Linked DNA regions of Homo sapiens: region 1 is linked to region 2. A link is a contact called in ENCODE Hi-C data. All regions are on one chromosome and are shown on one strand. The core of a region is the stretch at or near the end of the contact, and the rest is flanking DNA. Distances in the headings are between cores, read along the strand shown. Region 1 has its middle 100 kb from the start of TBC1D9. Region 2 has its middle 100 kb from the start of MAML3.

Region 1 (4,520 bases), core at 521-3,020, 600 kb after region 2:
TTAAGGGTTAACCAGGTCAGTGGGCCCTCTGCCTTTTTGCAAGGGCAGGGGGCCAGCATGACAACTTTCTGTATCCTGAGCTCTTGTCCAGCCATCCCAAAAAATTGGGTCCGACATTAACTTGAAGGCTGAATGTGGGGGTTTTATTCAGTGGTGGTGATGGCTCTCAGTGGAATGGATGGGGAGCTGGACAGGAGATGGAGTGAAAAGATGATCTTTCCTTAGAGTTTGGCTGTCTAGCTGCTGATTCTCTGACCATCCCCAGCCAAACTTCTCCTGATGTTCCTTCTCTTCTCTCCCAGCCTGGGGCTTGGGGTTTATATGGGTACAGGACAGGGGGCGTTGTGGGCCAGAAGGCAACTTTTGGGTGCAAAAACAGGAATGTCTGTCCTTATTTAGGGCCGCAGGTATTCAGGCTTGAGGGTGGTACCTTTGCTGGGGAAACCACCCTCTTCTATCCAGTATTTCCATGACTAATCATATTTTGAAGGGGCGAGTCTAGAAAATAACACACATTGGGGTCTTAAAATAATGAGCTTCCTTGCATAGCTAAAATTAGCATTCTGTGGGGACTCACCTTGTGGGTTGTGTGTGTGTGTGTGTGTGTGTGTGTGTGTGTGTGTGTGTTTGCAGGTGTCCCTGCTTATATACAGTGGTTGCATCATCCTATTCTACTTCCAGTACTTCCAGACTAGACTTGTTCCTGTTCAGGGAGTGTTTCCTGATTATACATAATCTTCCTATACATAAACTTTCAGTTTTCTTTTTTTTATTATAGAGACAGGGTCTTGCTCTGTCACCCAGGGTACAGTGGTGCAATCATAGCTCACTGCAGCTTTGACATCCCTGGCTCGGCTCGGCTCAAGTCATCCTCCAGCCTCAGCCTCCTGAGTGGATGGGACTATAGGCACATGCCACCATGCCTGGATAATTTTTTAATGTTTTTCTAGCGACAGCGCTCTCACTTTGTTGCCCAGGCTGGTCTCAAACTCCTAGCCTCAAGCAACCCTCCTGCCTTGGCCTCCCGAAGTGTTGGGATTACAGACACGAGCCACCATGCCCAGCAGCTTTTCTTGCTTTCCATTCCTTATATTTTTGAGTGGTCAGGAGGTGCTTACCCATTTATGAAAGCAGCATGGTGCTGCCGAAGGAACTCTGGCAGTGGAGTCAGGAAAACCCAAGTTCTAGTCCTGAGTCCATCCCTCATTAATGTCCTCCCTTTTCCTCTCCACCTTTTTGTTTCAAACAAGGGAGATAAAAAAGAGGGAAAGAAAATATGATAAGAGGCAAATGGACTACCTTTAACTTTCCTTATCATAAAGGAAGCTCTGTGAGTCAGGTCCTGTGTGTGTTTAGGTCCTGGCATTATACCTCAATCTCAGGTAAAGGTCTCCTGAAATTATATTTAACTGGGAGTTTTGCTGGCATAAAAAACATCAGGTCCAGGCCCAGAGTGATGCAATTTTATTCTCAGGTCTAACTCTATTGTGTTCTAACATTCTCTAATTCACTTCTCTGCTCTCACATGTATTTATAGACATGGATACCATTGCCAAAGCTCTGAATTATGTTTTTCTCCTTAGAGATTTGAGACCCTTGGCTCCCATTAGATCTATAATATCAATGACAGCTGTGTTGTGTGTGTATACAGCTCTCATAGCAACCAAGTGCAGTTGCCCGCCAATGAAACCTGGCTCTGCTTTCCCCCTTGCCTATTTAGTAAATGTCCTTAAGAACAAAGAAGGTGGGAATGTTAGAGGGAGGCACAGCGGGAGTGATTAGTTTAAGGGTTATGACTAATCAGGCATGTTCCCTGTGGGGGAAGGTGGGGCGTGTCTTCCATAACAGGAAGGTCCGAAGAGATTGAGGCGTTTAATTTGTACCTCCCTGTATGCCAGCAGATACAGGCTACCACTGGTTGGAGATTTAGGACGGCACCTTCTTTTGCTAGGGTGCTGTGACTGAAAGCCAACAAGGGGAGATGCAATCACAGTGAGCAGAGGGTCCCCATGGTATCTTTGGTGGCTCGGTGGAAAGGTCTTTCTCCCTGATTCTTCTCACAGCCAAGAACAAAGATTTACAGTGAGACTTGGTGGAGGCTCTCTACTACCTGTGAGTGTGATGAAATAAGAGGTCAAATTGCTTCTGTTGTTGGATCACTAAGAATGATGGAACTAGTGTTTTAAAATGTCTCATAAAGAGGAGACCTCTCTCAGTCACCTGAGTTTCTTAATTGGTATTCACTCTTCTGTAGATAGTAATTACCGCAGAGCAAAAATGACTCATATTCTCTCCCTACCCTTTGTTCCCCAATTTGTTGCAATGCATTATTCAAGGAGATGAGTAGCACTACTAACACTGGCTTCTAAAGAATTATTAGACTTAGAAAAGAACTAGGTCGGGCACAGTGGCTCATACCTGTAATCTCAGCACTTTGGGAGGCCGAGGTGGGCAGATTACTAGAGGCCAGGAGTTCAAGACCAGCCTGGCTAACATGGTGAAACCCCATCTCTACTAAAATTCCAAAAATTAGCCAGGTGTGGTGGTGGGTGCCTGTAATCCCAGCTCCTCCTCGGGAGGCTGTGTGCAGGAGAATTGCTTTCGAACCCAGGAGGCGGAGGTTGCAGTGAGCCGAGGCTGTGCCACTGCACTCCAGCCTGGGTGACAGAGCGAGACTCCATCTCAAAAAAAACTAAAAACAAAACAACAATAACAATAAACAGAACTAAATATACTTCTGTGTCTTCTGAATGATGGTTTAGCTTACAGTCCTCCAAACATAGGTATTAACAGAATAAGAGTTAAGCGGCAAAGCTGACCCAGCTGGCCCATTACAAAGCTGTGGGGAGTTTTCTTTTTCTTTTTTTTTTTTTTTTTAGCTACTTAATTTTGTCAAAATCTGGGGTTGTAAATGTTCCATTCTCAAATGTGTGAATATGCTGCATTAAGTCTCAAAACAAAAGCCCACAAAGTGGAGTTTCTAGGTGGGATGGGGCCTCCGCCTTCAGGCACAGCATGATAGCAAGCCAGGCTGATGCCCAGTGAAGCCAGGCTGATGCCCTGGCATGCGTGTGACTCTGGGAAGTGCCCAGTGATCTCTCCCCAGGTCACACCCACCCCAGGTGAAGCAGGCCCCAGGCTAATACTGCTCACTGTGCATCACCTGACTTTCCCCTTGTCAACTAGGAGCAGGGACAAGAGAGGCAAGGGTCTGTGGAATATGCAAGATTTACAGCAAATGATGTCTGGCAGCTTTTTTTTTTTTTTTTAAAGTCTGAACACCAACATGTTCCACACAGTGGTCTCCAGTGTAATGTGGAAAAACATAACCCTTGATAAAATGGGGCTTTATTGTCAATCAGCTTCAGGAAAAGCTGAATTATAGAGTTAAATCAGTGACCTTACTGAAGACTTCTCAAAAGTTTTTAATAGCGGCCAGGCACAGTGGCTCACGCCTGTAATTCCAGCACTTTGGAAGGCCAAGGTGAGAGGATCAGTTGAGGCCAGGAATTAAAGACTAGCCTGGACAACAAAACGAGACCCTGTCTGTACCAAAACAAAACAAAACAAAACAAAACAAACAAAAAATTTATTAATAGCTAATATGAGTTGTATGAAGCCTTATCCCAACTTAATTGAACTTGGGAGCCTGCTGTAAATTCTAACATATCCCATCCCACAGAACACATTTCCTCATTTGGGGATCCCTGGTCTAGTGGAAAGATGATGGAAGTTGAAGTTGGGAGGGATGGTTTCCAGGTCCTAGGTAATAGCTTCATACCCACAGTGTCTGGGCAGATAAACATTGCAATAATGGAAGCATAAACAAAGTCTAAAGTGCCTTCTAATTTGGCATAGTCATGAATGTTCCCAGCAATCCCCTTAGAGTATCTTCCTGCCTACAAATTAAGCATAGACTGGCCCTGAGTAAAGCCTCCGGGCACTAATGTTTTCCTTATCTACAGCAGCTCCAGGAGGCCACAGCACTCAATACTGTTTGTGTTTTCTTTTTGCTAGCAAATTCTGTGAAACCCACAGCTCCTGCCTGGCCATGTCCAATCCTGGCTGCTCCTCAAGTGCATGTGTCAGGAGTCTCGGCTGGGCCAGGCACGGGGGGGCTAGGCCACAACCAAAGGCCTACCAGGTTCCAGTAGGTGAGGCCAATGAATAGAGGGCCATTCTCCTTTCCTGCCTTCCTTTTCCACCTTCCCAGGCCAGCAGGCTCCATCTTTTAAATTTTCTTCATATTCCCTTGCGAATCCCAAGGAATTGCTATTTAAAATCTTTTAGAAATATACTAGCAAATATAAAGAAGAAATCTGTCTGCCCCAGCCCATCTGGCAGACCCCATGGTATAACTCTGCCTAGTATAAACTTGCCTGAGATAGTCCATAAGCATAGTGCTCAGTTCTTGCCAGACTACACCTCAAGCTCATTTCACAGCCATTCTTCTTCAGAATTGCTAAAATCTCTTAATTCCCTTAGAACAGCAGAGCTAAGAGAAGGTTGGTGCCTGCCAC
Region 2 (4,673 bases), core at 428-2,927:
CCAGAGACTCTTCGGGCTCTAAAATGGCCAACTAAACCTAAGTAAGTGTCTGAGTTACACCTGTGAGGCTCTGGGGAGAATGCGGCCTCACTGGATTTCTGCTCTTTTCCTGGAGGGAAATAACCTTGCTGACTCAGATGGGAGTAAGAAGCTGTTAGCAGTTGCTGGGTTCACCTTCGATGGAAATCTGGAAATTCCAATGAACCACCATCATTTTCTGCAAGATAATCTAACCTAATTTCAACTGTAAAATTTAAATTTTCAAATGTACTGAAGAGATAGTACATGCCAGGCATTTATACACAGTATTTCCCTTAATCATCACAAAAAACCTGTGTAGTAGGTATCAGGCCCACCATTTTATAGAGGAGTGAACTGAAGCCCCAGAGGTTAAACTCCCAGCTAGCAAATGGGGGAGCCAGGGTCTGCCTCCCAAGCCTGGGTGATAGGGCTCTGTCAGAACTCTCCAAAAGAGAAGGGGCATAAATCACAGGTCTATCCAGGGAGCGGAGGGAGAGGGGGAGTGCCCCACACAGTCACAGCAGCAGGGCAGGAGGAGGATGGGGGCTGGGGGCAGCGGAGGACAGATGGGAGCTCCTGTTAGGAGCCACGTTTCCTCGGCTGGGAACCCCTACTGCTGAGTCTCTGCAACAGCGATGCCAGGTCTGTCTCAAGGGCGGCAAACTGTGCCTCTCCCTCCTCCTGCAAGGAGAGTCGGGTTGTTCATAATGATAGGTACTCTATGCCAGGCTTCCTGCCAAGTTAAGAACCACTTTTTAAAAATCTTCACAACATTCCTAGGAAGTAAGTATTATTCCCCGCATTTGATAGCTGGGGAGGTGCGGAGTTGGGGACTTTAGGAACATCCTCAAGGTCACAGAGCTCCAGGGTGTCCATGCTCACGTTTCAATCCAGGCTTCTGACTTTAGGGCCAGCAGAACTCTTTAACATCATGTTCCACCAGGCAGAGGTTGGGGGGTCAGGCGACCACATGGGCCGTTCATCTTTGCAGGAACTGACAGCGTTAGCCCCGACACAGAGGGCATGGGCCCCGCGGCTCCACCGGGAAGGGGGCTCGCCCGCCGGCCCGGGCACCCCCTGGTGGGGCCTCCCGCTCTCGGGCTCGGGCAGAACCCGCTGCTCAGGGGCCCGCGGTCAGGTCAAGGAATCCTCCTGTGGGCCTCGGCATTCCTCGAGGGGAGGGCGACTCCCGTCGGGCGGGCCTGCGCTCGGGGTGGGTCCGGGCTCCGCGGCCGGGATGGGTGAGCTGGGGAGGGAGGCGCCCAGGCTCGGGCAGGCGTCAGGCGCCGCGGCGCGTGGGGCTGTGCACGCGGTCACCATTTTCCTCCTGCTGGTCTGTGTGTCCCTCCGGCGGGAGCCGAGGCCGGCTAGGCCGCAGCAGCCCCGCGCCCAGGGAGAGAGGAGGAGGGGAAGAGGCCGAGGGCGCCCTGCTCCTGGGTCGCCGAAGCCCCGGAGGCTTTGTGTATTCGGAACCGGATTCACCACCTCCCCCGCCACCCCCGCCTCCCATTCCCGCTTTCTTTTTCCCTGACCGAAGTCCCAGTAGAGTATCCAGCAATTAGCACGCGAGGAGGGGGTGGAAGGCGGCGGCGGCGGCAGGGGTGGGGGCGGCGAGACCCCGGCTCTGGGCTCGGCCCCGCGCTCCGCCTGCGCTGCCTTCGTGCGCCACCTACCGGCTGCTCGGGGCTGCTGCGGCGGCCGCCAGAGCTGTTCCTAGGCGGATCTTGATCTCCGTGGACAATAGACAATGGGATTTTTTTTTTGGAACAATGATTTATTTTTGGGGGTGGGGATAAGGAGGAAGGAGGGAGGGAGGGAGGAAGCAGTAGTGTGTTTGTCATCGCTTTAGAAAAAAAATCTCTGTTCTATCATTGTTTCTGCATATCCATTATATTGAGGACAAAAGAATCCCGTTCTGGAACAACAAAGCCAAGGGAAATGTTTTCTGTGGCTGACATTTAATTGTGTGCACAAGGTGCTACATTATCATGGGGAGAGATTGTAGAAAAGAATAGGGCAAGCCTCGGTTCAAAAGCCTGACTTTTCTGCTTTAAGATGTGAGCTTACATGTGCCCCATTTTAGATTGTCTCATATATCTCCACTCATGTTATACACGACGCACAATTCTCCGTTTCCTTATAGTTTTCCAACCCACCGCAAGCATTCCTTGCGGATTATTTTTGCACCACTTCCAAGGTCTATTCCTTTTACAGTTAACAGGGATCATCATGTTTTGCTTCACAACCTCTCTACATGTTTCTTTTTTAGAAGCTGTTAGGGACCTTGGAGAACACGTAGTCCAACCCTCTCATTTTACAGATGAAAGAGGTAGAATGCCTAGTCCAAAGTCACACAAATAATTAGAGAGGGAGGCAGGACCAGACCTCTTGTTTCCTAATCCCTGGTCCCTACGACCTGCTATTTGATGTCCTAATGCCCAGCACTCCTGGACTTGCTCATTCCATGGCCTCCTTTCTGGCAGGAGAAACCCCCTCACAGCGAGTTGTGTTCCACAAAGATGGGTGCTAATTCAGGCCGAGGGGACAGAAGTACAAGCTTCCTGGCTTGGTAATCCCTTTTACCCCCCTTTCTGCCCCACCACCTCTGTAGCGTGAAGAAGGGGAACAGTGTGGGTGTCATCTTAATTTATTCATTTCATTATTTTGCTGTGATAAGTTAATATGTAAAACCTATTGCAGTTGTCCCCAACTCTCCAGAAAACATTCTCCCCTGGGATGCAGGGACTGAGCGCCACCTCTGATACTGGGCTAAACCAGAAGCATAACAAGAAATGTGTTCCATCTTTGGAAATTGTACTCAGTGGTCTCTTGGCAAAGGTGGTTTGCCCTTGGGAACTTAAATGATATGGATTTCTTTCTAAGGCTCATGAAAAATCCTTGGGAAGAGGCAGATAGCTGATCATGCTGTAGAACAGAGACATTTTTCTTATGCCACCTTCCAAAACACTACAACAGACGGCGCTCCCCTTTAAACTATTACTGTGTCACACTGAGACAGAAGAATTTTCAAGTTTTAAATGAGAAGCTCAGTAAACATCTTTGCACATCCAAAATGAGTCAACCCATCATAACAGCCTGCTTGTTTTAAAAGTTGTTCAGTCTGTTTAAAGCAAATAGACCAATCTCACAGTCTGCAGACAACCAGACAACAAGCAGAGAAAATTTCAAAACAAAAGGCCAGAGCATTCCCTAACTCTCTTTAAACTGTCTTCTAAAAGCATAGAAAAGAAGAAAACACACTTGGGTTGTAAACAATTTCTAAAGCTTTCTGCTGGGTTTTGGCACTCTAAGAGAACTGGTTTATACAGGGGCCATGTGACAGGGGCCTGTTAACAGGGAGCTTAGATCTCTAAACCTCCTAGTTTTCCTTTGTTTGTTCCTTTTTTTTTTTTTTTCCTACAGGGTACTGATTCATCCTGTCTCCACAGAAGGATCCACAGTTCAATGATATTCTAATATGGCAACCACACACTTACAAACACCTTGCCTCAAGGATTTTGTGAGAATCAAATGTGATCAAATGAGATAATGTAGGTGAAAGTACTTTAAAAAGCCTAAGGTACTCTTCAGATGTGAGGTCTTACTCCCTTGTATTTGAGCGTTTGAAGGCATTGAAATCATTAATTGGAGCACTGCTGTAACTGTGCTGTAGAGCTGTGATTTGGCCTTTTTTTTTTTTTTTTTTGACAGGGTCTCACTGTGTTGCCCAGGCTGAAATGCAGTGGCACAATCTCAGCTCACTGCAACCTTCACCTCCCAGGCTCAAGCGATCCTCCCACTTGAGTCTCCCAAGTATGGCCCGTTTTTCAGATAGGAACTTAGGGTTACACTTCAAGGGTAAAGCTTAACGTAGATTAGAGCATATTCAAATCTCATCTTAAAGAATATCCTCACATCATGTTGGAATCTGGTAAATGCTAAAATACTGGTGACTCATTGCTTCCCCAATGTCCTTATTTGGTAGCATGCAAATAAAAATGATCATTTTCAGATTTAGATTTTCTCAAACCGTGGTGCGAGCAGCTATTTTTACTTTTGCTTCAGTCACCATTCTCTGTAGTAGAAAGTGTATTTAGAGTTGTAAAAACTGTTTTTCCATTTGCAGCCTAAATTTAAATATAGGATACAGCCACCAAAGTACTCTCCTGGTCAGATACAGGAGTCACGATAGTGAAATCCAGGACTTCTGACATGTAGTCCTCATTTCCATCCATTTAAGGACTCCATATCGCTAACTTCACAAGTGCTTCATGAGACCATTTCCATAGCACTTCCCCTTAGGACACCTCAATTGACTTGCAGATGTTCTATTGCTAATTCTCTTAACAGTTGTATTTGAGAGTGGTGGGTCCATTGGAAAGATATCTGACTTGCAGAAAGTGAAACCTCACCCAGTCATCTGCCTTCTCTCTTACAGGCCATGGGACATATACCCTGTACTTGGCTCCACAAGAAATGACTGATGTCACCAAAACATGAGCAAATCTTAGAACCCTAATTTCCCAATAGTTGTTGTCCTGTCCCACCAAAACCAAAAGTTGGGCATGGTGGCTCACACCTGTAATCTTAGAGTGTGGGAAGGCCAAGGCAAGAGTATCACTTGAGGCCAGGAGTTTGAGACCAGCCTGGGC

What was found. A loop is a pair of places that touch in the nucleus more often than their neighbours do. Pooled maps may share reads with other maps.
Region 1: a map of PC-9 shows a loop between it and region 2 (4-fold over the local background). The contact joins two enhancer-like sites. A Hi-C loop is called at or near these places in 2 of 168 maps with a recorded cell type or tissue (HCT116 and PC-9), 1 of 37 single-sample maps with no recorded cell type and 5 of 50 pooled maps.

Annotation. Positions count from the first base shown.
Region 1 is chr4:140,855,126-140,859,645 of GRCh38, forward strand. No RefSeq gene overlaps it. Among named protein-coding and RNA genes, the nearest start is that of TBC1D9, 100 kb to the left of the region's middle. Within about 2 kb of position 1,771, at least 5 of the 41 ENCODE cell types and tissues checked have a DNase peak (open chromatin) inside an H3K27ac peak, as active enhancers do.
Region 2 is chr4:140,251,659-140,256,331 of GRCh38, forward strand. No RefSeq gene overlaps it. Among named protein-coding and RNA genes, the nearest start is that of MAML3, 100 kb to the left of the region's middle. Within about 2 kb of position 1,678, at least 28 of the 41 ENCODE cell types and tissues checked have a DNase peak (open chromatin) inside an H3K27ac peak, as active enhancers do.